7 separate regions of the Homo sapiens genome follow, and regions 2, 3, 4, 5, 6 and 7 are each linked to region 1. A link is a contact called in ENCODE Hi-C or POLR2A ChIA-PET data. All regions are on one chromosome and are shown on one strand. Each heading gives the region's core, a stretch centred on a gene start or an enhancer-like site at or near the end of the contact. The rest is flanking DNA. Distances are from core to core; before and after follow the strand shown.

The links. A loop is a pair of places that touch in the nucleus more often than their neighbours do. ChIA-PET counts read pairs that join two places held with the same protein, here RNA polymerase II (POLR2A). Pooled maps may share reads with other maps.
Region 2: a loop to region 1 is called in a pooled map, with 2.7 times the contacts of the local background. The contact joins the promoter of FERMT3 here to the promoter of SYVN1 in region 1. A Hi-C loop is called at or near these places in 1 of 50 pooled maps. POLR2A ChIA-PET finds 5 or more read pairs at or near these places in 4 of 52 experiments (CD8-positive, alpha-beta memory T cell, PC-9, activated CD4-positive, alpha-beta T cell and 1 more).
Region 3: a pooled map shows a loop between it and region 1 (2.8-fold over the local background). The contact joins the enhancer-like site here to the promoter of SYVN1 in region 1. A Hi-C loop is called at or near these places in 1 of 168 maps with a recorded cell type or tissue (gastrocnemius medialis) and 7 of 50 pooled maps. POLR2A ChIA-PET finds 5 or more read pairs at or near these places in 1 of 52 experiments (GM12878).
Region 4: a pooled map shows a loop between it and region 1 (4-fold over the local background). The contact joins the promoter of CCDC88B here to the promoter of SYVN1 in region 1. A Hi-C loop is called at or near these places in 4 of 50 pooled maps. POLR2A ChIA-PET finds 5 or more read pairs at or near these places in 2 of 52 experiments (MCF 10A and Panc1).
Region 5: a loop to region 1 is called in a pooled map, with 7 times the contacts of the local background. The contact joins the promoter of FOSL1 here to the promoter of SYVN1 in region 1. A Hi-C loop is called at or near these places in 1 of 168 maps with a recorded cell type or tissue (gastrocnemius medialis) and 7 of 50 pooled maps. POLR2A ChIA-PET finds 5 or more read pairs at or near these places in 2 of 52 experiments (CD4-positive, alpha-beta T cell and common myeloid progenitor, CD34-positive).
Region 6: a loop to region 1 is called in a pooled map, with 6 times the contacts of the local background. The contact joins the promoter of EFEMP2 here to the promoter of SYVN1 in region 1. A Hi-C loop is called at or near these places in 4 of 50 pooled maps. POLR2A ChIA-PET finds 5 or more read pairs at or near these places in 4 of 52 experiments (MCF 10A, activated B cell, activated CD4-positive, alpha-beta T cell and 1 more).
Region 7: a pooled map shows a loop between it and region 1 (4-fold over the local background). The contact joins the promoter of KAT5 here to the promoter of SYVN1 in region 1. A Hi-C loop is called at or near these places in 7 of 50 pooled maps. POLR2A ChIA-PET finds 5 or more read pairs at or near these places in 4 of 52 experiments (CD4-positive, alpha-beta memory T cell, GM10248, PC-9 and 1 more).

Annotation. Positions count from the first base shown.
Region 1 is chr11:65,133,156-65,135,859 of GRCh38, forward strand. SYVN1 (synoviolin 1) reads right to left here and starts at 1,364. Exons shown (of 16, transcript NM_172230.3): 1 at 1,301-1,364; 2 at 315-463; 3 at 5-97. The coding sequence starts at 446. RefSeq lists silencers at 1-143, 1,860-2,043 and enhancers at 745-814, 1,103-2,006, 1,365-1,874.
Region 2 is chr11:64,205,321-64,208,024 of GRCh38, forward strand. FERMT3 (FERM domain containing kindlin 3) reads left to right here and starts at 1,401. Exons shown (of 15, transcript NM_031471.6): 1 at 1,401-1,494; 2 at 2,031-2,204. The coding sequence starts at 2,045. RefSeq lists enhancers at 10-572, 410-669, 573-1,135, 1,570-1,649, 1,970-2,049.
Region 3 is chr11:65,926,930-65,929,633 of GRCh38, forward strand. No RefSeq gene overlaps it. Among named protein-coding and RNA genes, the nearest start is that of DRAP1, 8.9 kb to the left of the region's middle. RefSeq lists a cis regulatory region at 943-1,508 and enhancers at 1,045-1,474, 1,189-1,483. Within about 2 kb of position 1,327, at least 11 of the 41 ENCODE cell types and tissues checked have a DNase peak (open chromatin) inside an H3K27ac peak, as active enhancers do; they include GM12878, where a contact is called at or near this core.
Region 4 is chr11:64,338,897-64,341,600 of GRCh38, forward strand. CCDC88B (coiled-coil domain containing 88B) reads left to right here and starts at 1,308. Exons shown (of 27, transcript NM_032251.6): 1 at 1,308-1,430; 2 at 1,711-1,856; 3 at 2,011-2,122; 4 at 2,213-2,282; 5 at 2,374-2,432; 6 at 2,525-2,608; 7 at 2,703-2,704. The coding sequence starts at 1,371. It overlaps LOC102723878 (a long non-coding RNA gene), which reads right to left and starts at 1,896. Exons shown (of 4, transcript NR_188518.1): 1 at 1,645-1,896; 2 at 1,004-1,182. RefSeq lists silencers at 1,847-1,926, 1,947-1,996.
Region 5 is chr11:65,899,043-65,901,746 of GRCh38, forward strand. It overlaps FOSL1 (FOS like 1, AP-1 transcription factor subunit), which reads right to left and starts at 1,346. Exons shown (of 4, transcript NM_005438.5): 1 at 1,199-1,346. The coding sequence starts at 1,297. RefSeq lists silencers at 217-444, 410-529, 1,138-1,737.
Region 6 is chr11:65,871,431-65,874,134 of GRCh38, forward strand. It overlaps EFEMP2 (EGF containing fibulin extracellular matrix protein 2), which reads right to left and starts at 1,370. Exons shown (of 11, transcript NM_016938.5): 1 at 1,253-1,370; 2 at 814-931; 3 at 540-588. The coding sequence starts at 924. RefSeq lists a silencer at 2,373-2,432.
Region 7 is chr11:65,710,886-65,713,589 of GRCh38, forward strand. It overlaps KAT5 (lysine acetyltransferase 5), which reads left to right and starts at 1,367. Exons shown (of 13, transcript NM_182710.3): 1 at 1,367-1,560; 2 at 1,881-1,949; 3 at 2,037-2,173; 4 at 2,463-2,618. The coding sequence starts at 1,383. RefSeq lists enhancers at 923-1,042, 1,073-1,382 and silencers at 1,413-1,602, 1,613-1,692.

The sequences.
Region 1 (2,704 bases), core at 114-2,613:
TTACCTCCATCTCTGCTGCCCTCAGTTGCCCAAAGAACACCTTGCCCATCACCTTGCCCAGAAGGAAGACAAGGACAAAGGCCTGGATGTACAGGACCTAGGAGTGGGGAGAGGCTGTGGTTTGAGGTCACTTTCTGCTTTCCTCTCCTTGGGACTCATCATGCAGGATCCTCCACATCCTCATCACAGTTTATTCAAAGTTAGGCAGCTGGCGGCTACTTCCCTACTTACCTGACCTCTAGCCCCGCCCCTTGCCCAGGCAGACTCCTCCTTCCCTCCCAGGGAGTTCCTCCCTCCCTGAGCCCTGAACTCACTGCCATGCTGGGGCTGGACTTGGTCAGGTACACCACAGTGGGGTAGAACTGGTGTTTGAGGTAGTAGGCGTGAGCCACCACAGCCCCGGTCAGCGCCAGGCTGGCCGCCATCATCACTGCCGTGCGGAACATTGCCCTGGCCCGGAGACCTGCATGGGGCAAGAAAATAACTTATGTGATGCTCGTGCTGTGCAAAATAGCCCGGTGCCTGGCACAGCCTCAATTCATAGGAGAAAGTGGGGGGGAAATCACATTTCGCCCTCGAAATCATCAGACAAAGAATAGCTTACGCTACCCCATTTTACAAATTAGACTCGAAGGGGTTAAGTGATCACACTGACGCAAGGCCTGGAACCTGGGTCAGTCTTGCTTCAAATCTAGGGCTCTTTCCACGCTGCCTGCCAAGCCGCCTCCTCTAGGGAGGTGATGAGGAAAAGCTGCAATGTTGGAGGAGGGGGAGCTGCACCGCTGACCCTCCGGTGGAGAAGATGGGGTGGGAGGCAACAGCAGAAATCTGCTCCAGGGGCGGGAATGCGCAGCCAGGGCTGAGAGCAGCCAAGGCACAGAGGATAGCAGGCTGGGCAGGCGACAGCGCCGGTGACAGCTGTGTTAGGGTGGGCAGTTCGGACGCCCGCCCTGCGGGAGCGGGCGGGGAACGTCAGCCTGGAATCCTGGGGTCCCCCGACCCCCGGAGTAGTGTCAACTCAGAGCACCACAAAAACAGCGGGACGGGAGAGAGCAGCAGCGGGACGGGAGGAGCCGGGTCGCCCTCGCGGCCGCGCACCTGTGAGCACCAGGAGTTGCGGGCGTCGCAGGCAGGGCCCAGGCTTGAGCAAAGCGGCCGCACCGGCGTCTGAGGTCTCCGGCCAGCTGACAGGCCGAAAGCGTGCGGCGGGGCTGAGGGGCGTGCCGACTCCGGAGACCTCAAGGGGAAGGTTCGGGTCCCGACCCCAACCACAACTCGGGCCAGACTTCGCCCCACTCACCAGGAACCCAGCGCCGCGAGCCCGCTCAATCCGCGCGACTGCGGCTGCCCCTCCGGTTAACAACACTCCCCACCCCCTGCGAACCGGAACTTCGGGGGTCAGACACCTCACTTCCGGCGGCGCGGGGCGCGGCGTGGGTCGTACCAAGTGCGTCCTGCCCTGGCTCGCACTGCGCCCTACGTGGGCCCATAGCAATGGTGTCACCACCGTATCTGGGGTGATGTCTACGGGGAAGGGCTGGGCAAGAGGTCCGAGAGGTGGTCGGAAGGTAATAAGGCAACAGGGGGGAGTCGGAGGTCCCCCTATTATTTATTAGTCACAGATGGTATGGCTCCTGCGCTGAGTGGCCTCCTCGGACTGGGGGACTCGGCCCCGCGAGCAGCTGGGAAGGGGAGCCGCTTGCGGGCTGTACCACCTGGAGCGGGGAGTAGGCCAGGGACAGACTATACAAGCCTGAGGGGAATGAAATGTTTTCTTAAACATTTAGGGAGAGTCACAACAGTTTGACAAATACGGTGCTCTCTGAGAGAACTGGATGCGGAAAACAAAAATTTGTCTTCTCCATGATCACCCCCACAAGTTGTGTGGGAGTGAGTTGGGTCCCGTGGCTGCCACTGATTGGTTGCGATAAGTTACGCGGCCCAATAAGAAAAAGAATGTACCTTTGCTGGCCTATAGAAAGGGGAAAGCAGGTGAGTGGTTGTTAGGGGCGGACAGCTGCGTTGCCTAGGCCCTGGTCCCGCTCCAGTTGGCTGAGAGTAGGGAAAGCTCAGTCCTTGGGCGAGTGATCCCTGGCTGGCCTCCGGGAACGTTTGCCGCGCCAGGACAGGGAGGGACAACCAGGTGTACCCGAGACTGGGAGATTAATTCCTGCTAATCTTGGGACGGAAGTGTTCTGTTTGTTCAAAGGAATTGACTTCAGCGTCGCAGGCCTGCCCGCATCTCAGTGTCTGATTTTGCTGCCCATGTGTTGTTCAGCTCTGAGCCATAAGCAAGACCCCCACTGGTCCTGGGCTGCACTGTATTTTAGTTCGTGTCTGGGTCGCAGCCAACTAAGCCTGCTGATTAACAAAATGGAGCTAATGCATCCACTTTGTGCCTTGCGTTTTCCTCCGTCATCTCATTTAATCATCAATCACTAAGGTTTATGAGCTAGGGGGTGCTACCCCCTCCCCCGAAACGTGGGGCAATTGAAATTCAAAGGCTTACCAAAACCTGTCCTAGGATTGGCGCCAGGTCTGTCTGCCTCTAAATCTCTGTGCTGTTGGTCTCAGCCATCTTCCCTGCCACCTGTTGACTTGACAGTTTCAGCTTATAACCAGTCAGAGTTGGCTTCCCCGTAAGGCCACGTATAACTTTTTTTCCCCCTTTTCTTTTTATTTATTTATTTATTAATTTTTGCGA
Region 2 (2,704 bases), core at 151-2,650, 930 kb before region 1:
GGTTCACGCCATTCTCCTGCCTCAGTCTCCCGAGTAGCTGGGACTACAGGCGCCCGCCACCACGCCCGGCTAATTTTTTGTTTGTTTGTTTGTTTGTATTTTTAGTAGAGACGGGGTTTCACCGTGTTAGCCAGGATGGTCTCAATCTCCTGACCTCGTGATCCACCCGCCTGGACTTCCCAAAGTGCTGGGGTTAACAGGCGTGAGCCACCGCGCCCGGCCTGGGTGATGGTTTTAATGCACGGCTCTTACCTGAGAACTTAGGGTGCTAAGCTTTAATTACACTTTTCCATGGTTGCAACAAGCTGCGTTTTCTAAAGCTCTCTTCCTGGACTGGGGAGGCCTTTGGGGCAGGAGTAAAACTTCCTCATTTGCTCCAAGAGTGCTGCTTTCTGGGCTAGGAAGGCGCTGAGACTAGCAGCTGGCTGGACTTCCTGCTGTTAGTTTCATCAGCTTTCTTTTCCCCTGGGAATCCCCGGCAGGCCGCCCCCTTCCCCATCTGAGTGGCGATGCTCAGGTAGCCTCCCCCATTGGCAGGACTCTGCCGCCCCCAGGCTTGCCCACCCTGCATGCTCCAACCCCAGTGTGTTCACTGGAAAGGCCGCTGTCCTGCGCAGAGCTGGTGGCGGACGTGCCTTGCTCTACTGAAGTCCACATCCTAGGGCAGGTGATGAGCAGGAGGGTATAGACCACCAGAGACCCCTGAGGTGTCACCTAAGCAGGGACTTGATGGGAGTGAGCCTCGTGGGGACTCGGGGAGGCTCATCCAAGTGGAGCACAGTGGAGGGGTCGTGTTTGGAGCTGGGTGACCTGAGGGCCCGGGAGGTTGTGGATGGTCTGGGCCAAGTACTGTTCACTTGTTCACCTGGCAGGTCTGAGTTCATGAGTTTGAAGGTAGCCCTACGCGGAGCTAGGAAAAACTGCAAAATGGACTTGTTTCCCTCTGGGGCCTTGAGGGATCCTTGGTTGATAGGGATAGCCAGGCTGGAGCCGATTTAACCTGTGAGTCCCAAATAACCTGGATACACTCTGTCGACTCCTGGGCTCTCCCTCCGGCAGCCCAGTGATGTTTCAAAGCCCAAGGTCCCCACCTCATGTGACAGGCTGAGGATGGCAGACACTTCCCACAAAAGTGGACCTAGCCCTGAACACACACAGCCGGGGGACTTGTTGAGTTTGCACTGAGCTTCCCTCCAAATGAGGAAGGGGGCGTTTTTATGGTGTTGAGTCGCTAAGCCCCGCTCTCCCTAGCTTCCTGTGCTCTCTGGGGACAAAGGTGGGGGGGCCCCTGGAACCCTCTGTGGGCTGGCAGTGTGCTTCCTGCACCCAGCGCCAGCCCGCCCTGGGGAGGGGCTGAACCCGCCCTGCTCGTGATAAGGCACAAGCAAGGGCTGCCCTGAAGGAAGCTCCAAAGAGAAAGGAGGGCAGGAAGCCCACGGCCCACAGGGGTGTAGCCCGAGACCCACCTGCAGCCCCCAGCCCTTGCCAGGAAAGGTAAGCTCAGGCCTCACTGGGACCCTGGGCCCTTCTCTTCCTTATCCTCCTGCAGCCTCTGCCCAGCCTGCCTCTCGCCATGCGGCAGCCTGAACTTTCCACCTCCCCGGAGAGGCTTTGGCTGGTTTGTGATGTTGGCATCTGAGCTGTGGGCCAGGATCGGAACTACTTCCTGGCCTGGGTACGAAGCCATGGCCAGAGTGGGCAGCTGCCCCTGAGGGTCTGGGAGTGAGCTGTGGGCTGGCATTGAGCACGGTGGTCCTGAGTGAGCCCCTTCTTACCCGGCCTCAGTCTGCCCGCCTGTAGGATGGGAGCGGATTGGACTACATGGTCTCTGAGGGCCCTCGCGGCTCAAGCGCCAGCGCTGGAGAGAGAGTCTGAGGGTACCACGGGCGTGCTGGCCTGGGTGCTCACTCCCGCCCTCCTTCATGAGCGGCTTTCCTCTGGGTGTGTCCAGGGCATCACAGAGCTCTTCTGCCCAAACCCGGAGGCCTACCAGGGCCTGCCCACCTTGCCTCCTTCCACACTCTCTGTAGCAGCAGCCGCAGCCATGGCGGGGATGAAGACAGCCTCCGGGGACTACATCGACTCGTCATGGGAGCTGCGGGTGTTTGTGGGAGAGGAGGACCCAGAGGCCGAGTCGGTCACCCTGCGGGTCACTGGGGAGTCGCACATCGGCGGGGTGCTCCTGAAGATTGTGGAGCAGATCAGTGAGTGTCCGCTGCCCGCTTGCTGAACTCGGCACCATGGGCGGCCGCCACGGGTGTCTCTGGGCACTTCCGGGCCATCCCTGCTGCTCAGCTCCCGATAATGGTGTCACGGTGACTCAGGCATTAGCTTAATCATTTGGTTCCAAAAAAGACATTTCCCCAACTTCCTCTCCCTCCCACCCTCTTCCCTCCCTCCCTTCTGCTGCAGCTGGTCTGCTAAGGATCAGACGCAGCCACAATCCTCCATTCAGCCACCAATAGGGGCAGAAGGAGTGGTCTTGTCTGGGCCGAGGCTGAAGTCACATTGCTGAGGTCTGAGGGGGTCTAGGTGACCCAGGGGCCTGCCCCCACGCTCCCTCCCCTTGGCGGAAGCTTTGAGCAGGTTGGTGACAGGCCCAGCCTGGGTGGGAAGGCCCTGCCCCCACAGGAAGTTACAGCAGAGCAGCTGTGGTATCAGTCATGGAGGACCACGGGGCTAGTGACACGGGGGCTCCTCATCT
Region 3 (2,704 bases), core at 77-2,576, 790 kb after region 1:
CTCCCGAGTAGCTGGGATTACAGGCATACGCCACCACACCCGGCTAATTTTGTATTGTTTTTAGTAGAGACAGGGTTTCTTCATGTTGGTCAGGCTGGTTTCAAACTCCTGACTTCAGGTGATCCGCCCGCCTCGGCCCCCCAAAGTGCTGGGATTACAGGCGTGAGCCACCTTGCCCAGCCTATCTCTATTTTCTAATCTGTAAAACGGGGATCATAATAGCACCTCCTTCAGGGACATGTGATGGTTTCATGAGATATGATATGTAAGTCGCTCAGCACAGTGCCTGGCATACAGTAAGCACCCAATAAATGGTGCCTGCTGTTATGGACATTTATGGAAATAAGATCCTGGAAAGCAGATTGGAAGGGCATGTACTAAACAGACAAGGGGATGTCGTGGCTCAAAGCAGCAGGAGTAGGACTGGGATGCAGGGAAGGGGAGAGTCCATTGAAAGGGGAAGCTTTAGGCTGGGTGTGGTGGCTCAAGCCTGTAATCCCAGCACTTTGGGCAGCCAAGGTGGGCGGATCACCTGAGGTTGGGAGTTCCAGACCAGCCTGACCATCATGGAGACACCCCATCTCTACTAAAAATACAAAATTAGCCGGACATGGTGGCGCATGCCTGTAATCCCAGCTACTCGGGAGGCTGAGGCAGGAGAATTGCTTGAACCCGGGAGGCGGAGGTTGCGGTGAGCCAAGATCGTGCCATGGGACTCCAACCTGGGCAACAGGAACGAAACTCCATCTCAAACAAACAAACAAACAAACAAAAAAGAAAAGAAAAGGGAAGCTTTTCAGGGCCCTATGGCTGCATGGAGTGCCCCAAACTAAGGCGCATGTCTGCTTGATTCTATGCACCCTGTGTTGAAAAAACAGAAAAGACATTGTCAGAATGGGCCCAACCTCAGGGGACAGCATCACATAGGGCAGGGTAAAGCATGGCCCTGCAGGATTCATGGGATCATACATTGTCTTCATTCAGTCACTCAAGAAATATTTGCTGAGTACCTACTCTGTGCCGGGCCCTGCTCTGGGCTTGGGGAAGGTGAACTCAGAGAAAACACACAGAGCCTCTGCTCCCTAGCTCAGTCCAGTTGGGGGAAGGGGCAGCAGACTGATGGTAAACAAATAGGTACATTCACGCCTCTCCAGGGGTAGTGGGGAGAGGGGACCCCGAGGAGGCCAGCGTGTTGAAGCCGCAGCAAGCAAGTGGGTGGGCAGGGCCCTGGTTCCTCCAGGGGGGTGCGGCTGCCCTGTTTTTAGCCACAGATGCTCTTCCATTCCAGCCTGGTGCCCAGAGTCGGTTTCACTTTCCTCTTACCCGTTTTCTTAGAGTTTGGTTTCTGTTTTGTGGGTTCCCTGCCCCCCTTCCGCCTTTGTCTGGAGTTGCAGATTAGCCTAGTGGTTCTCAACCCTGGCTACATCTTAGAACCCTGGGGAGCTTTTTTTTCTTTTTTTCTTTTTTTTTTTTTTGAGACAGGGTCTCATTCTGTCTCCCAGACTGGAGTGAAGTGGCGCGATCTTGGCTCACTGCAACCTCTGCCTCCCAGGTTCAAGTGATTCTCCTTTCTGCCTCAGTCTCCCCAGTAGCTGGGGAGGCTACTCGCCACCACGCCTGGCAATTTTTTGTATTTTTAGTAGAGACAAGTTCTCACCATGTTGACCAGGCTGGTCTCAAACTCCTGACCTTAAGTGATCCACCCGCCTCGGCCTCCCAAAGTGCTGGGATTACAGGCCTGAGCCACTGTGCCCGGCCGACCCTGGGGAACTTTAAAATACCCATATCTGGGCCTGTCTTCAGTTAGATCAGAAGCCCTGAAGATGAGCCTTCCCAAACTCTGGTCTCGTCTTCTTAACTCGGTGAGAACAACGGTTGCCCTCCCAGTGCAGTGGTAGGAAAATCACCTATGCAATGTCAGGGCTCCTCCCCTTTATCTTCCGTTTTTCAGGGATCACAGCCCTGAGCTGCCCTTTGTCTAATATCTGAAAACACTTGTTTCCTGTGCTTTGTCCAGTTTCTTAGCTGTTTGTAGAAAAAGGGCAATTTCAGTTCACCTTACTTCCTCAAGGCCAGAACCTAGAGTCCCTCCTCATCCTTTGAACTCCCCAAGTCCTTCACCTGTCCCCTCTCCAAGTTTCTTCCCATGCTCTGGCTGGGATAACTGTGCTTGCAGGTTTCACCTCCACTTCTGGAAAGCGCCCCTCTTGGGGACACAGGGCCTGTCGGATTCACGTCTGTGTCTCCAGGATGTCTCACAGGGCCTGGCACGTGGTAGGTACGTGGTGGGCATGTTTTTGTGCATGGGTCTGCCCTGCCCTTCTTCCTTCAGGCCACCCCAAATCATATCCGTATCCCTAGAGAACTGACGCCCACCCCACTCCAACCAGGTGGCACCTCCAGGACCGCTGGTCAAGATACCCTCCCCACAGCCATTGGTCAGGGGTGGCCGTGAGACTCAAGACAGCACATGTGGCCGGGTGCAATCGCTCACGCCTGTAATCCCAGGACTTTGGAACGCTGAGGCAGGCAGATCACCTGGGATCAGGAGTTCAAGACAAGCCTGGCCAACATGGCAAAACCCCATCTCTACTAAAAATACAAAAATTAGCTGGATGTGGTGGTGGGTGCCTGTAATCCCAGCTACTCAGGAGGCTGAGGCTGCAGAATTGCGAGAACCTGGGCAGTGGAGGTTGTAGTGAGC
Region 4 (2,704 bases), core at 58-2,557, 790 kb before region 1:
ACTGACAAGCCTGGTTCCCTTCCCCTGGGGTTTCCCACCATTTGAGTCCCAGGGCTAAAAAGGGTTCTGCTTGCCTCTAGGATTTCTTCCAAGCTGCTGACACTCTTCTGAAGGATTTGATGCTGGTGCTTTTCAGGTGTGGGTCCTGACAGTGATGTTGGGACGGCAGCTAGCCAGACAGCAACTGTACCATGTAAACTCACTTCAGAGGTGTAGAATGGGGGCTGCGTGAGGCAGCTCATGCCGTCATCTCAGCCCTTCAGGAGGCCAAGGCGGGAGGATCACTTGAGCCCAGGAGTTCGAGACCAGCCCGGGCAACACAGCAAGACTCTGTCTGTACAAAAAACAAGCAAAATAATTAGCCAGGTGTGGTGGCACACACCCGTAGTCCCAGTTACTCAGAAGGCTGAAGTAGGAGAATTGCTTAAGCCCAGGAGGTTGAAGTTGCAGCGAGTTGTGATCTTGCAACTGCACTCCAGACTAGGTCACAGATTCAGACTCTGTCTCTTAAAAACAAAACAAAACAAAAAGTGAAACGTGAACATTAAGCATCTTGGAATAGATAAAACATGCATAATTTCCAATCTTTTTGCTGACCATGCTTCCAGCTGCCTCAGAGCAGTTGCACATTCTGTTCCTGCTGCCTGGAATACCCTCCCTTCCTTTCCACTTTGCCCTGTTAACCCAGCCATCCCTGATCTCATGCGTACTCCAGGATGCCTTCCCTGATCATCCTGCCGAGGTCAAATCCCCTCCCCTTCATAGCACCTAGTATGGCTACAACAGTCTCGAGTGTATAGAGGATGGGGTGGGGTGAGGTCACAGGAATGATGCTCCCTTCTATCTGGGGTTCAAGGGAGGCTTCTTGGAGGAGCATCTGAACCAGGCTTCCCAGGGGATGTGGTTTGGGTAACTTTGAGAAATACTGAAGGGAAAAGAAAGAACGCTGTAGTGAGTGAAGCCTGGCATTTGGGAAGATGGGTGTGTGGGTGACCAAACTCACCACGCAAGGCCCAGAGCCCTTTTGAGGCCCTCGAAGGTCCCAGGCTGGGGTCATCCTCTCCAGTTTCAGTTTGAGAAAACAAGGCCCAGAGAGGTGAAGGGCTGTTCGGTCATTGCCCATGGAGCCAGGGGAGCTGTGGGCCTTCCGCCGCCAACCTCTGGGCTAGCCCTGCAGAGATGCTAGGAGGATGCAGGGAGGTGAGGTGGGGGCTGAGGTAGGACTCAGACTGCCCAGGCCCGCCTGCACCCGGAAGGAGGAAGCTGCACAGGGTGTCTGTGGCTGGCCCCGGGATCCCCCACTCGGGGACTTCCTCTTCCTCTCAGGGCAGGTGCAGCTGCCACAGTGAGACGGGCACCCCGACCCGGGCATGGAGGGGGGCAAGGGGCCCAGGCTCAGAGACTTCCTGAGTGGGAGTCTGGCTACCTGGGTGAGGGGGCAGGTGGCAGCGGGTTGGGGAGGGGAAGTGAGCCCCAGCCAGGGGCTGGTGTTGGCGCTGGCCGGGGGAGGGTGAGGCAGAACCAGGCCGGAGGGGAGGGCTGGGTTCAAATGTGGGGGATGGAGATATGGTGTGGGGGGCTGTGGTGAGGGAAGAGGGGACAGAGGCACTCAGAGGACGGGTGAGAAGGGGTGCTTGGGCTCACTGGGGCAGGTCGGAGGGGCTCAGGGTTCACTCTGCTGGTCGGCTGACCCCTCTGGGCTCCTCACAGGCGCTGGGACTGGCCGGGCTGGTCGGGGAGGCGGAGGACTCGGAGGGGGAAGAAGAGGAAGAGGAGGAAGAGCCGCCCCTTTGGTTGGAGAAGAGATTCCTGCGCCTCAGCGATGGGGCCCTGCTCCTCCGGGTGCTGGGCATCATGTAAGGGGCATCGGGCCGGGGCGGTGGCGGGGAAGGATCTGAGAGGAGGGGAAGCGGGTGGGCGGAGCCTGATGCTCAGTGGGCGGGGCCTGAGGGACGGTGGGCGAGGCCTGTTGACGGGAGGCGGGTCCTCGAGCCCACCTCCGGCTCATAGTGCCCCCAGCTCCCGAGGGGGACCTCGGATGCTCAGAGGCCTTGACGGACCTGCTGCCTGGCGAGTGTGGAACCTGAACCACCTGTGGGGCCGACTGAGGGACTTCTACCAGGTAAGGGGTCTCGAGGGAAAGGCGGAGACAGGAGGGGAAGAGGAGCCCCTTCGGGAAGGCGCCTCATATAGTCTGCCTCTCTGCCTCCAGGAGGAGCTGCAGCTGCTGATCCTGTCGCCACCCCCAGACCTCCAGACATTGGGATTTGACCCTCTCTCAGGTGCTCTCCCCACCCACACCCTCCTGCCTCTGCCCCCGCACTACTCTACCTTCCCCGCCCCAGTTAACCCCTTGTGGCATGTGCCTTGCAGAAGAAGCGGTGGAGCAGCTGGAAGGCGTTCTTCGGCTACTGTTGGGAGCGTCAGTACAGGTGAGCCGGCGGTGGGAAGGAAAGGTTAGGGTCGAGCTTTGGCGGTAGAGGAGGGAGATCCTGCACCAGCTCCCCTTCCTGTCTCCCCTCAGTGTGAGCACCGGGAACTCTTCATCCGCCACATCCAGGGCCTCAGTCTCGAGGTCCAGAGCGAGCTGGCCGCTGCCATCCAGGAGGTACTGAGACGGTTCGGCAGCCCAGACTGGTATGGCACCTGGGACGCCCTTGCCACACCGCGGCTTCCACTGAACTGCTCTTCCTGCGCCCCAGGT
Region 5 (2,704 bases), core at 96-2,595, 770 kb after region 1:
GAGGTCTTCGATTCCGTGAAATATGGTAAATGATGTAGCAAGCGCCCAGCACAACGTCCCTGTTCCCATTCTATCAGCCAGCTATCTGAGGAGTGGGTTGGGATGGGGCTCAGTGTTCTGGGAGAAGTGGGTTCTAGCTCTGCCGCTGGGCCCTGGGTGTGGGCGCCCAATCGTCCGGGAAGCGCCCACAAGCCCAGGCAAGTCCCGACAGCGGTAGCCCGAGCCCAAGCGCTGCGGGCCCGGCGTCCCAGTGACCCCAGTTCCGGGTCCGAGGCACCGCCGGCGGCATCTCCCACTCCCGGGCCCGGGCCGCTCCAGGCCAGGAAGGGAGGGACGCCCCGGGTGACTCAGCCGCCGTGACTCGGCCGCCGTGACTCGGCGGAACGGACGCCCCTCCTTCCCTCCCCTGTCGACACGTGCTCGCAGCCCCTCGACAGGAAATGGGCACCTGCAGCCTCCCGGGTGCCCCCCGGCGGGCAGCGGGCGCCGTTAGGGGCTGAGAGTGGGGTCGCGAGAGTCGCCCGCAGCCTGACCCCGCGCACGTCCCGGAACCTCGAGGTCTCTATTCGCCGCATTCGGCAAAGGGATCGAGGGCCGGTCTCCGGGGACCTGGCAGGTTCCACTGCCCGGACCCCCCTGGACTCCCCAGGCCGAGAAACGATAGGGACTTGGCGACGGAGGGGCGAAGGACAGACAGACGGACGGACACGCGGAGGGTCGCAGACCGGGCCGGGACTCCCACCCTGGCCCAGCTGCTCTCCCGACGGATCCCGCCTCCCTCCCGTGTGGGGACCCTCACCCCAGCCCAGACTCCAGATCCCAGGAATTCAGCCCGAAGCGGAGAGACCCTCCTAGCCTTCGAGGCGACCACCCTAGGCGCCCACGCCCCTTCTGAAGCAGGGTGGACGCAGAAGTCAGAGGTGGGCAGGAGGAGAGAAAGCGGGCACGGAGACGGAGGGACGGACGCGGACGGCGAGGGAGAAGGGGGCGGCTGGGAGAAGGGGAGTTCGCGGGTCTCTGCTGCCCGCTGCGCGGTGGGGGCAACTGGCCCCGGACGGCGAGGGGCAGGATCCTCGCCCCAGCCCCCAGCCCGGCCCCGACTCCGGTTCCCCGCTCCAGTCCCGGAGCGTGCGGGAGTTGACCCCGGCCTCCCACGCGCGGTCCTCCCGTGGGACCACCGGCGTCGGGCCCCACTCACCTGCTGGGCTGCCTGCGCTGCGGCCGGGGGCTGCGCGGGGCCGCCGTACCCGCCGCCGTTCCCGGAGCTCGGGCCGGGTTCCCCGAAGTCTCGGAACATGCCCGGGGCTGGCGGCTCTGCGGGGTACACGGCTGCTGGGTTCTGACTCACCCGCGCCGTGCGGAGTCTTTTCTTTTTATGAATGAAAAGTTCTCGGGCTGAACCACTGCGACCGCGGGGGGTGGGGGCGTTGCAGCGGCGCGGTCACCTCCAGGCTCCACCCCCGAGACGCGCCGCCTTGGCCCGTCGGTCCCGAACTTGGCGACGCCTCCCCAAGTCCGGCTGCAGCCTTTTCACCGGGATGGGCCCGGCTCGGCGTTCCCCGGAGGCTGCGGGCCCGCCCCCCTGACGTAGCTGCCCATACATGGTGTAACTTCCTCGCCGCGCCCAGGTGGAGCCCCGGGTTCCCCTGCGGACTGACGCACCTGCCAGAGCCCGCGCCCCGCCCCAGCCCTCTCGAGGCCTGGGCTAACCTCCGTTTCTGCTCCCACAAAATAGCACGAAAGAATCACATCTCTAGGAGCCACGCCAACCGCCACCCAAAGCTTCGTGGAGTGAGGTCTTTCCACTGGCCTTGTTTTAAGGCTTCGAGTATATGAAAAGTGAATAAATGACAAACCAGGGTTACAAAAATGGTGGCATATTTTATTTTACTTTATATTTTTGAGACCGGGTCTCTGTCACCCAGGCTGGAGTGCAGTGGCTCGATCTCGGCGCACTGCAGGCTCAACTTCCTGAGCTAAAGGGATTCTCCTGCCTCAGCGCCCCCTCCAAGTAAGTGGGACTACAGGCGCGCGTCACCACACCCAGGTAATTTTTGTGTTTTTTGTAGGGATTGGGTCTCGCCGTATTGCCCAGGCTGGGTGGTATATTTTAAATGTTTGCGATAAGGTAATGCTTTGAACTAACCCCACATAAAATGCAATATAATAGTATTACTCAGGATAATTTCAGGAGCTATAACGAGTTTTAATTCAGGGCCACTACAGGTGTCCTGAGGTCTGATAAACGCCATCTTCATTACGGTCAGTGCCTTTCGGAGGCTTGTGGCCACCAGACTTGTTTGGAGAGTATGTCAAAGGTGAGTGAATGTGAGGCAGGTATCATCCTCATCTCTGTTTTACAGATGGGGAAACTGAGGCTGGGAGATGCTGAAATGAATTGCTTGAAGTCGCTAAGTGAGTAGCTGGCACAGGTTGCCAAGTCACAGCCGTGGGCACTCCAAGCCCAGGCTCAGCCAAGATTTTCAAAGCCCTTACACCTTCACAGACACCTTGTCGCACATCCAGAATGTTAGTGCTGGGCACCATCCCAAAGCTTCTCTCTGATTACTTCCATCATAGATGAGGAAACTGAGGCCCAGATGGAGTACTGAGCTGTCAGTTGTCACACGACTACAGAAAGAGGGCTGGGGCCAGGTGTGGTGGCTCATGCTTGTAATCCTAGCACTTTGGAAGGCCAAGGCAG
Region 6 (2,704 bases), core at 120-2,619, 740 kb after region 1:
ACCCAGCTCGGCCTTCTCTGAGATGTGTGGCCCCAGCAAAGCCTTCCCACTCTGCTCAACAAGCTAAGTCTGCCTGCTCAGGACCCCTCCCCAGGGTTGGCCAAGGCTGGAGATGGGGCAGCTGTTCCCACTGTTGCCCTCATTCTCGGCCTGCAAGTGGGTCTCTATCCCTCCCCACGGCCCTAGCCCTAGCTCAGCCCAAGATGGGGGGCCTCCTTACCCACCCCTGGGGACGCTACCCTCCCAGGTTGTGATGAGACAAAGAGCTGGGACAGGAGAGTGGTTCAGAGAAGGCGTACAGGATCCAGCTCCTCTGAGGGGTAGGGACAAGGTTTCCTGGGTTTCTGGGAGAGGATGAGGCCACCCCTAGCTCAACTGGCCTCCAGAGAGCCAGAGCTGGCCTCTGTGTAGCAGAGCTGGGCATAGAACGGGCTGCTGGGCTCCCACGGCAGTTCTTGGAGGTGGGGCTGTCCCTTGGAAAGCAGCTATCAATCCCTTTCCGGGTTCCTGGGGGTGTTTGGTCCCCCAGGCACACACACCCCGGCAGTGCTGGCTGTCTGGGTCCCACTCATAGCCATCTGTGCATTCCTGGAAGGGAACCAGAAGTGGCCAGTGGTCACCCTAAGATCTCCTCCAACTGGCCAGGCCAAGACTAGGGCCTGAGCCTGGCCACCCTCCGGCCTGCTCCAAACAATGGCCCCCAGCTCTCCACCAGCCAGGGGAGGAAGACTTCCCCGGCAGCAGTCACCCTGGGTCCCGGTCTCTTCCTCCCTACCCTTCCTGTCCCAGGCCAGCGGCCCTCACTGTCCCCACCGTGTAGCTGTCGGGCTCTTCAGAATCCTGAGGAGAAGCTGATCCCAAGAGCAACAGTAGCAGCGCCCAGAGCAGTAGAGACCCGGGTAGGCAGGAGGCGCAGGGGAGCATCCTGGGGCTGCGAGATGGTGGACACGGGTCAGGGGCCTCTGCCCGCGGCACCTCAACTCCCTGTACCGGGAGCCCGAGCCCAGCCCCCGCCACTGCCCGCTCAGGACCGTGCTTGGGCCTCGGGGCCTCCCAGGGCTGGGGGCCGACTCCTCACAGGCCCAGGTCCCAGGCCCGGGTCCCAGGCCCACCCGCCCCGGCCACCCCGCCCCCGCCCCGCGCCCCTGCGGCGAAGGCCGAGGAGCGCGGGCCTCTGTGGGCGCTACGCTGCCGCGGACTCGGCCGAGACTCCGGCCCACGCCCTCCCCCACGGACGGTCACAGCCACTCACTTGGGCCCGCGACACCCCCGCGGCCCGCGGCTCTGGCGGCTCGGCTGGCTCGGGCAATGCCTGCGGGCAGACGGACGGGCGGACGGCACAGCTCCCTGGACGCGCGGCCCCAGGAAGCGCCCCCCGCCCGCCCGCCTGCCGCGGCGCGGCCCACCCCGGCGCCTCCGCCCGCCCTTCGGCGGATTCCTGAGCCAGCGCCAGGGGGAGGGACCCCGACCCCCCGCTTCTCCGCCCCCGGCCAGCCACAGGCCCCTACCCGGTCCCCCGCGGCGCCGCCAGGAGCCGCCTCCCGGCGCCGGACCAGGGTCCCCCAGTGCTCGATCCTGGGGCCCCGACCTTGATGCCAGGCCCCCAGACTCACCCGGGGGCCCCCAGACGCTCACCAAAAATGTCATCCTGCTCACCTAGGTCCTACCTAATCTGCGCCCCCAGAATTTCATCCTGTGCACCCACACCGTAATCCTGGAGCCCCCAGATTCTCATTGTGCGCCTCCCGAGATCGTCCTGGGTACCTAGAGCCCACCTAACCCAGTCCTCCAGACCCTCAATCTGCTCCCTGCAAAATTTTATTCTCTGCCCCAGACCGTCATTGTAAAAGATCCTAAAACTTCATCCAGGGTCCCCAGACCCTCGCCCAGGAACGAGAGGCTCCCAGGAGCAGAACTGTCCTTCTCGCTCCCTCCTGCCCTCCACCCCCAGGACCGTCTTCAGCCGGGTGGTCCTTTCACTACACACGGCCTCCCCCACACCCTCCATCCACAAAGCTACAAGTTTGGGGGCGAGGGCGGCAGTTCCCTTTTGGCACAAAATGAATGGAAGCCCCTGAGAAGGAGGGCAGGGCTGATGTCGGACGTGCGGGATGCCAGAGTCGGGTGCCAAGGCGCCTCCTCGACCTCCTCGCACCAGCGTCCCCCGCCCGGTTTCCGCCTCCGCCCGAAGTGGGGGCGTGTCCTTGGGGCGGAGTATGGGCGGGGCTGGCTCCCAGGAAGGGCGTGGCCTCTGTTTGCCCACGTCTTTGGGCGGGGCCAGGCGGGAAAGCACTGCGTGTCCGGGGATCCCCCGCCTGGGGCCCGCCCTTCCTTTCCCCTTGCCATCCCTGCTTATCCCCGCAGTCGCCCTCCACGTGACCCCGGGGAGGGAGTCTGCCGAGGAGGGGACGTGCTGGTGGGTCCCGCGGCGAGCGCCTGGGGCTCAGGTGAACTGCGCAGTGCCCGCTCCTCGCCACTCTGCCACCACCATCCCTCCCAGCTGCTGGGGCAGAAGGTTAAATAATAGCTCTTTAGGGGCCGGACGCGGTGGCTCAAGCCTGTAATCCCAGCACTTTGAGAGGCCGAGGCAGGTGGATCACCTGAGGTCAGGAGTTCGAGACCAGTCTGGACAACATGGTGAAACCCCGTCTCTACTAAAAATATAAAAATTAGCCAGGCGTGGTGGCGCGTGCCTGTAGTCGCA
Region 7 (2,704 bases), core at 117-2,616, 580 kb after region 1:
CCTGCCTCTGCCTCCCGAGTAGCTGGGACTACAGGCGCCTGCCACCACGCCCAGCTAATTTTTTGTATTTATTTTTAGTAGAGACAGGGTTTCACCGTGTTGGCCAGGATGGTCTCAATCTCCTGACCTCGTGATCCGCCCGCCTCGGCCTCCCAAAGTGCTGGGATTATAGGCGTGAGCCACCGCGCCCAGCCGTTTTGTCCCATTATTTTAGATGCCAAGAACCTGTACACCCTCCACCGGTGACACCTTCACAGTTTTGAGGAGTATTCATGGGGTATTTTGTAAAATGTTTCTCAATTGGGATTTGTCTGATGTTTTTCTCATGATTAGACTGGAGGCAGCTGGGATTACAGGTGTGAGCCACCATGCCCAGTCTCCAAACCCTGTTTACACAAAAATTTTAAAAAACTAGCCAGGCTTGGTGGTGCGCGCCTGTAGTCCCAGCTACTAGAGAGCCTGAGGTGGATCACTTGATCCCGGGAGGGGGAGGCTGCAGTGAGCGGAGATTGTGCCTCGCTGGCTGCACTCCAGCCCGGGCGAGAGAGCCAGACCTTGTCTCAAAAAAAAAAAAAAAAAAAAAAAAAGCCTAATATGGCTGAGGGCGGTGGCTCACGCCTGTAATCCCAGTACTTTGTGAGGCCGAGGCGGGCGGATCACGAGGTCAAGAGCTCTAGACCATCCTGGCCAACATGGTGAAACCCCGCCCGTACTAAAAATACAAAAATTAGTTGGGTACTCGGGAGGCTGAGGCAGGAGAATCGCTTGAACCCGGGAGGCGGGGGTTACAGGGAGCTGAGATCGCGCCACTGCACTCCAGCCTGGCGACAGAGCGAGACTCCGTCTCAAAAATAAATATATACAAATTAAAAAAGCCTAATATACAAAATAAAGCTAGGAATCTTCCCTGAGTCCTCTTGCCTACGGAATGAAGTCCACAGACTTGGGGGAGCGTTCGAACCCTTCTAAGGCCACTTCCTTTCTCCAGCCTCTCGCGCCCAGTTGACTCCCGGCAACACCTCCCGCCGCCACAAGGAGACGCCCGAGGACTTCCCTCCGACAAAGCCAAAAACGGTATTGCCACGTGACCCGCTCCGCATACACGTGACCAGCTTCGCACCCGGTGGGCGTCACGTGACGGACTCAGTAGACCGCCACTGGCTGTGCACGTTATGGGGTTTCCACCTAGGGCTCGGCCTGAGGCTTGTAACACTCCGTTTTCCCCCGAGTCACAGGGGCAGTCTTGCCCCTCGCAGCTGGGTCGCGGTGTCTCTCAAAGGTCCCCCTCTACAGGGGCTTCGTGAGGCCCGGGCCCACAGGGCGCTCGGTCCCGGAAGTGACGTCTCCCAGAGGGGCCGGAAGTGGCAGTGGAGGGAGGGAAGATGGCGGAGGTGGTGAGTCCGGTGCCCGGGGCGGGGCGGAGGGAGCCAGGGGAGGTGGGTAGAGCCCGAGGCCCCCCAGTAGCCGACCCTGGCGTCGCGCTGTCTCCCCAGGGGGAGATAATCGAGGGCTGCCGCCTACCCGTGCTGCGGCGGAACCAGGACAACGAAGATGAGTGGCGTGAGTGACGTTGGGGGGCGGGACTAAGGAACCTGAGGGCGAGGGGCGGGAGTCAACTGAAATCCCGGGATGGGGAGGGGCGTCTGGAATTATGGGGCGGGCGAGGCGCAGATACTTTGATGAAGGGGCGTGGCTCTTAGCTGCTCCGAGAGGTACAGGGCGGGGCCTGGAAAGGGGTGGCACTTGTGACTGAAGGAGGCTTAGGAGAGACCTAAGTGCTGGAGCTTAGGGATCCGGCCTGGGGGTGGAGTTCAGGTCGTGGAAGGGTGGAGTCTCATAGCCTGGCCTGTCTAAGGCCCCTGTCTATGCTATTCTCATAGCCCTGGCCGAGATCCTGAGCGTGAAGGACATCAGTGGCCGGAAGCTTTTCTACGTCCATTACATTGACTGTGAGTTCTGGGCCTGAGGTGGGGCATCAGGGTAGGGTTGGGGGACAGTCTTTGGCATTCTGTCCTGAGCCATCCCCACTGCTACAGTCAACAAACGTCTGGATGAATGGGTGACGCATGAGCGGCTGGACCTAAAGAAGATCCAGTTCCCCAAGAAAGAGGCCAAGACCCCCACTAAGAACGGACTTCCTGGGTCCCGTCCTGGCTCTCCAGAGAGAGAGGTGGTGAGTAGGTCCCCCACTTCACCTTTTCTCTCCTGCCTCCTATTTCTCTTGTCTGTTGGCATTAGGAGCTCCTGGATGGGCAGGAGGCGGCTCCCTCTCACCCTGACTTCATCTTGCAAAGGATGGGGGCCAAATTGCACATGTAGCTCCCAGAGTCCAGTAGCTAGTCCTGTGTCCTTCAGAAGGCGAGGGTGGGGTTTGATAATTTTGAGGTGAGGGACCCCTCTTCCCCTTCCCCATCCCACTGCCATCCCCGCCCCAAAGGAAGACCCTGGACCTATCTCTACAGCCGGCCTCGGCGCAGGCCAGCGGGAAGACCTTGCCAATCCCGGTCCAGATCACACTCCGCTTCAACCTGCCCAAGGAGCGGGAGGCCATTCCCGGTGGCGAGCCTGACCAGCCGCTCTCCTCCAGCTCCTGCCTGCAGCCCAACCACCGCTCAACGGTACCCTCAGCAATTCCAGGGACCTTGCTTTCTTCTCAGGTCCCACCTTCTCTACCTTCTGACCCACCTTTGTTGGTTTCTCTCTG